2 separate regions of the Homo sapiens genome follow, and region 1 is linked to region 2. A link is a contact called in ENCODE Hi-C or POLR2A ChIA-PET data. All regions are on one chromosome and are shown on one strand. The core of a region is the stretch at or near the end of the contact, and the rest is flanking DNA. Distances in the headings are between cores, read along the strand shown. Region 1 overlaps HPCAL1 (hippocalcin like 1). Region 2 overlaps GRHL1 (grainyhead like transcription factor 1).

Region 1 (3,067 bases), core at 566-3,065, 400 kb after region 2:
GGCACATAGTAGGAGTCCAATTAAGAATGTTTTGAATAAGCGAAAGAGTGCCTAAATGAGACTTCTATTCCAGCTTGAAGACCAGCCCACCACCCTGATAAGAAAGTTCAAGTGTGGGAACCGCTGGGGATCTTGATGGCCTGGGACCTCTGGATCAGTGCTTGTGCAGGACAGAGGCAGCCCCGGAGTTCTCATGGGGGCTGGTGAGCAGAGTGGGGCCCCAGGATGCCTGATGGCCCGGTCTGAGGTGTGCAGGTGCCCCTGAGGTGGGCACCACCCAGGAGATGCATGTATCTGTGAAATACCAGATAGGCCCTTAGTCTAAGCAAGGAGGCATCTAAGCTCCTTAAAGATTCCACAAGGATGTTACGTTGTGCTTTGAACAACAGAGACGTGGCTCTGCTGAGCCCCAGCCAAAGCTCTGCACAGGGACCTTGACTCTCCCTTCCCGCTGTGTGGCTCCAGCAAGTTTCCTCCCACCTCAGGTCTGGGTTTCCAGGCATTAAGTGACAAAGTGGATGCGACGCTCCTTCTGGACTGTAATGCGCACTGCGTGGAGATGTTCGTGTTCCAGTGTAGACAGGGCGTTGTCACATCAGGCAGGACTACAGGGACAATGTTTGTCAGCCTGTCTTCTGGGCAACTTGGGGTATCCTCCCTTTATATCACCTCCTGCCCAGGTGCTCTGCGCCGCCAGAGCATCATGTCATTTGGGATCCCTGATGGCAATTTTGAGACTTTGGTTCACAGTAAAGATTGGTCCTGTGTGATCTTAAAGTAATGTGGCTTAAAAACAAATGGCTGTCAGGGAATTGTAAATCAAAGCAAACACCGATGAGAATGGCCCAAATCCAGGACACTCAGCACCAAATGCGAGGGAGGATGTGAAGCCACAGGAAGCCTCACTCACTGCTGGTGGGAACGCAAAACAGTACAGCCACCTTGGAAGACAGTTTGACAAATCCTTAGAAAGCTAAACACACTTTTACCCTGTGATCCAACAATCATGCTCCTTGATATTTACCCAGAGGAGTTAAAAAAACTTATGTCCACACAAAAACCTGCACATGGGTGTTCATAGCGACTTTATTCACGATTATTCATAACAGCTGGAACTTGGAGGCAGCGAAGGTGTCCTTCAGCAGGTGAATGGATAAATTAGCTGTGGTGCATCCAGACAATGGAATATTATTCCACAGCACTAAGAAGAAATGAGCTAGCAAGCCATGAAAAGACATGGGGGAACTCATCTGCATATGAGTAGGTGAGAGAAGCCAATCTGAAAAGGCTATGCCTATGGAGGATTGCAACTCTATGATATCCTAGGAAAGGCAAAGCGATGGAGATAATAAACAGATCAGTGGTTCCTACGGGTTAGGAGGGAGGGAGGGATGAGCAGGCAGAGCACAGGGCATTTTTAAGGCAGTGAAACTGCTCTGTGTGATACTGTAGTGGGGGAGCCATGTCATTGCACAGTTGTCAAAACCCATAGAATATACAGCACCAGCAGTGAGTCCTAATGTAACCTACGGACTTGGGTGATAATGACGTGTGAAGAGACAAGGCGGGTTCATCCGTTGTAACAAACAGCCACCCTGGTAGTAGGGAGGGCAGGAGGTATGTAGAGAACTCTGTGCTTTCCACGCGATTTTGCTGTGAACTAAACAGCTCTAAAAAATAAAGTTCATTAATTAAAAAAAAAAAAAAAAAAAAGGGAAATGACCACATGCAAAGCACTGCGTGGAGGGCCACGCATCCCAAGCAAGTCAGCTAGAGTAGAGGCAGGAACCAAACAGCTCTATGAGGTTCTGGATGAGAAGCCGCATGCACCACCCCCTCCCTGCTCCCGTGTGGGACCCAGTGAAGACCTCCTGTGCCCGGCTGCAGCTGCTGAGTGTGGGAGTGTGCTCTCCACAGCAAACCAGCCGTGAAGGCTGCACACCTTCCTGTTTCTGCCCAGCCACACCACAGGGCACTCAGCCCTTTTCCTGAGCACTTGAAGCTGCGTTTCCTCGAGCTCCTTCCTGTTTAAGAACAGGAGGGGAGTGGCGGCTCGCTTGTGCACCACTCTCCAGGGCAGTGGTGTGCGGGACACCCTGCAGCACCTTTGACTCCTCCTCTGGGAATGAGGCGTGGTTTAATCTGCAACCCCTTACCATTAGAGTCTGCAACTAGTCAAAAGGTGAATCTGGCTGGGCGCGGCGGCTCATGCCTGTCATCCCAGCACTTTGGGAAGCTGAGGCAGGAGGACTGCTTGAGCCCAGGAGTCCTGACCAGCCTGGGCAACATAGTAAGACCTCCTCTCTACAAAAGTAAACAAAACTAGCCTGGCGTGGTGTCATGTGCCTGTGGTCCCAGCTACTCAGGAGGCTGAGGTAGGAGGATCACTTGAGCCCAAGAGGTTGAGGCTGCAGTGAGCCAAGATCGCGCCACTGTGCTCCAGCCTGGGTGACAGAGTGAGACCCACCCCCCTTTTTTTTCAGACCGCATCTTGCTCTGTTGCCCAGGCTGGAGTGCAGTGGCACGATCTCGGCTCACTGCAACCTCCACCTCCCAAGTTTAAGCAATTCTTTTGCCTCAGCCTGCCAAGTAGCTGCGATTACAGGCACCTGCCACCACACCCAGCTAATTTTTGTATTTTTAGTAGAGACTGGGTTTCACTATGTTGGCCAGGCTGGTCTCAAACTCCTGGCCTCAAGTGATCTGCCCACTTCAGCCTGCCAAAGTGCTGGGATTACAAGTGTGAGCCACCCAGCCCTGAGTGAGACCCTTTCTCAAAAAAAAAAGAAAAGAAAAGAAAAAAAAGGTAAATCTAAGAGGTGACCAGTAGGGGAATATATTTGTCGAGTCTCCTCACCTCAGCACTGTTGCCATTTGGAGAAGCATAATTCTTTGGTGTGTGCGGGGAAGGGGGGGCTGTCCTGTGCATTGTGGGGTATTGAGCAGTATCCTTGGCCCTACCCATAAGATGCTGGTAGGCATGTCCCCTCAACTCCCCAGTTGTAATAACCAAAAATATCTCCAGACATTGCCAAATGTACCCGGGAAAATCACTCAGGTTGAAGTC
Region 2 (3,025 bases), core at 285-2,784:
GAATGCACACCAGCATGGGCAAAGCTGTGCCAAAGCTCCATGTTTGCCCCGATCCTGGGATTTGGCCCCTGCTCATTTCTTTTTTGAATAGAAACTTGAAACTGGGAAGCAAGGGGAGGTTAGGTTTCGGGTTGGATTACTGTGAAATCTTCTTGTAAAGGGAATATCACTTCCTGGAATCGTGAGGATGAAGTCGAACTTTCCCAGGCAGCTGTTTTTGAACTAGGAATTGAGCCACGTGGCCTAGAATGACAGAAAAAATTCGGATTTTCCATTGGTTGTAAATTGAAAAATATATGGTGGTTTGGTTACTTTGCTTAGTTGTTTGCATGGACTTTTTTTTTTTTTAAACCTGAATGCATTCCACAGACTCTCCTTACCTCTGATTTGTGGATTTAGAGATTGTACTTGAAGTGTTTAAAAAAAAAAATGTGGCCGGGAGTGGTGACTCACACCTGTAATCTGAGCACTTTGGGAGGCCGAGGTGGGCGGATCATGAGGTCAGGAGTTCGAGACCAGCCTGGCCAATATAGTGAAACCCTGTCTCTACTAAAAATACAAAATTAGCCAGGTGTGGTGGTGCAAGCCTGTAATCCTGGCTACCCAGGAGGCTGGGGCAGGAGAATCGCTTGAACCCGGGAGGCGGAGGTTGCAGGGTTGCTGTGAGCCGAGATTGCGCCATTGCACTCCAGCCTGGGCAACAAGAGCAAAACTTCATCTCAAAAAAAAAAAGTTACTATAGCTGCCCCCCAACCCCATTATAACTTAAATTTTTCCCCATCTGCCCTAGTTCAGCCAGTGACACCCAGTGCTGCTTGTGGTGGACCCATTCTTGGCTGTTGACCCAGGGGCTAGAAGGAATCTTCCCCTGTCAGCTCACGGGGTTGAAGGGTCTGAAATGGGCCAGTCTTAGTTTTAAAAACTGTAATTCCAATAATGTCCACTATGTGGTGCACATGCATCCGCAGTAAATTCTAAAACTAGTTGAAAGGGAGCTCAAAAACATTTTTAAAATCCACAGTGATAAAAATAGTGGGGAAATGGCACATGTTTATTTGCTGTACACTGGGTTCCTCTTAAGTAGCAGCTTCCAATGTCATATTCATAATGTGACTCAGCTTATTTTAACTTTTGAGAAAATGTGCGGGAGATAACTGATTTGGAGCCCAGGAGAGAAGGGTGTGACATCTCCTGCCTTCCATTTCGAAGGTGGGGGATCCCCCTGGATGGGTTCTCGCCGGCTTAGTGCATTGCTCAGGCACATGCTAGCAGCTGGAGTGAGTGTAGCCGGTGCTAACCTACTGCACTTGGAAGTCATCTTTAAATATTGTTCTTGTGGGCTGAGTGTGGTAGCTCCTGCCTGTAATCCCAGCACTTTGGGAGGCCAAGATGGTAGGATTGCTTGAGCTCAGGAGTTGGAGACCAGCCTGGGCAACATAGTGGAACCCTGTCTCTAAAAAAAAAAAAAATACAAAAATTACCTGGGCGTGGTGGCGCACACCTGTGATCCCAGCTAGTTGGAAGGCTGAGGTGGGAGCATGGCTTGAATCCAGAAGGCAAAGGTTGCAGTGAGCTGAGATCACACCACCACACTCCAGCCTGGGTGACAGAGCCAGACTGTCTCAAAAAAAAAAAAAAAAATTGCTCCTGTGGGAAGTGGTGGCTTGGGCACTGATAGGAAAGCAGACTTTTGAAACTGTGGGTTGAGAAGCTCAAAGTCTGGTTTAGACAGTTTCTCTGAAGTAATTTCATGATTGAATAGTAGAACTGTTGCTTAAGGAATTGGATTCTTCGTTTCTCTCATGGAAATAGACCCACCAGCATAACATCTTCCCGGGTTATTCTAGGGAGTTTTGACCACATCTGTGTGGAACTTCTTGAATGAGGAACACATTCCTGGGTGTTTAGTGATCGTTAAGTTCTCAGCCTATTAACAAACGTTACCACTTTTGTCTTAGGTTTAATCTGGGCATGTAAAGAATCCAGTTATGTTTAAATAAAAGACCCTTGCACTGATATTTCCATACCTAGAAAGGAGTATGGAAATAATTGTAAATTACAAATCATCCCTTGAACACTGGGCCCAATGTGATTTGATAACCAAAAGGTTAATAAGAACAAACTGGAAAGAAATGAGGACTGTTTAGTCTGCATGGGCAAAGATTGAGAGAGAACTTTATTGGAATCTTATAAAAATTGTGGATTAGAGGAACACTGATGTCATAAGTTCTAAAATATGAGGACACAGAGTACTACAGGTTATCCTAAGAGGTGGTGTCAACGCAAATATAGGTGGATTCCTAGGAAGTTTTTACTAAGTTACAGAACAGCTGCAGAGGGAGCTATGCTATTGGTAACTTTGGAAAATGACATCAGGAAAGCTAACCAGCCTCTTCCCCTGTCCTAGCTGATATTAAATAGGGATTCTGGAAGGGAACATAAGCAGAGGTTCAGAGCTGCCGACTCTTCCTCCTCTTTAAGGTCTGCTATTTCTATGACCAAAAGCAGTTTTAAAATAAACCCCTGATCACCTCTTTTTAAAAACCCTTTTTTAAAAAATGAGAAGCTGAGCTTCTCATTTAAAATAGACTTGAGTAATTTCAGTGATGTTAATATTTTCATGAGCTGTGCTAGGTTTGACTTGGTGCCTGTTGCTTATGGAACCTTCTCTTCCCTTGGCAGGTTTTCATCTCTGTGAACTGCTTAAGCACAGATTTCTCTTCCCAGAAGGGAGTGAAGGGGTTGCCTCTTAACATTCAAGTTGATACCTATAGTTACAACAACCGCAGCAACAAGCCTGTGCACCGGGCCTACTGCCAGATCAAGGTCTTCTGTGACAAGGTAAGATCGGCAGGGATGCTTGGAACAAGTGTTTGAGACACACTCATGGAAAAAGACCAGGGTCTCTTTAATATTTAATGTCAAAATGAGAATATAGCTGCTAATATAGAATAACTTTTAAAATTATTTTTATTTATTTATTTATTTATTGTTGAGACAGAGTCTCCCTCTGTCTCCCAGGCTG

What was found. A loop is a pair of places that touch in the nucleus more often than their neighbours do. ChIA-PET counts read pairs that join two places held with the same protein, here RNA polymerase II (POLR2A). Pooled maps may share reads with other maps.
Region 1: a pooled map shows a loop between it and region 2 (2.2-fold over the local background). The contact joins two enhancer-like sites. A Hi-C loop is called at or near these places in 1 of 50 pooled maps. POLR2A ChIA-PET finds 5 or more read pairs at or near these places in 3 of 52 experiments (A549, A673 and activated naive CD4-positive, alpha-beta T cell).

The regions. Positions count from the first base shown.
Region 1 is chr2:10,380,901-10,383,967 of GRCh38, forward strand. The region is part of intron 1 of HPCAL1 (hippocalcin like 1); the gene reads left to right. Among named protein-coding and RNA genes, the nearest start is that of SNORA80B, 64 kb to the right of the region's middle. RefSeq lists enhancers at 1,393-2,048, 2,049-2,702. Within about 2 kb of position 1,816, at least 14 of the 41 ENCODE cell types and tissues checked have a DNase peak (open chromatin) inside an H3K27ac peak, as active enhancers do.
Region 2 is chr2:9,983,442-9,986,466 of GRCh38, forward strand. It overlaps GRHL1 (grainyhead like transcription factor 1), which reads left to right. Exons shown (of 16, transcript NM_198182.3): 9 at 2,683-2,841. Among named protein-coding and RNA genes, the nearest start is that of GRHL1, 33 kb to the left of the region's middle. Within about 2 kb of position 1,535, at least 8 of the 41 ENCODE cell types and tissues checked have a DNase peak (open chromatin) inside an H3K27ac peak, as active enhancers do.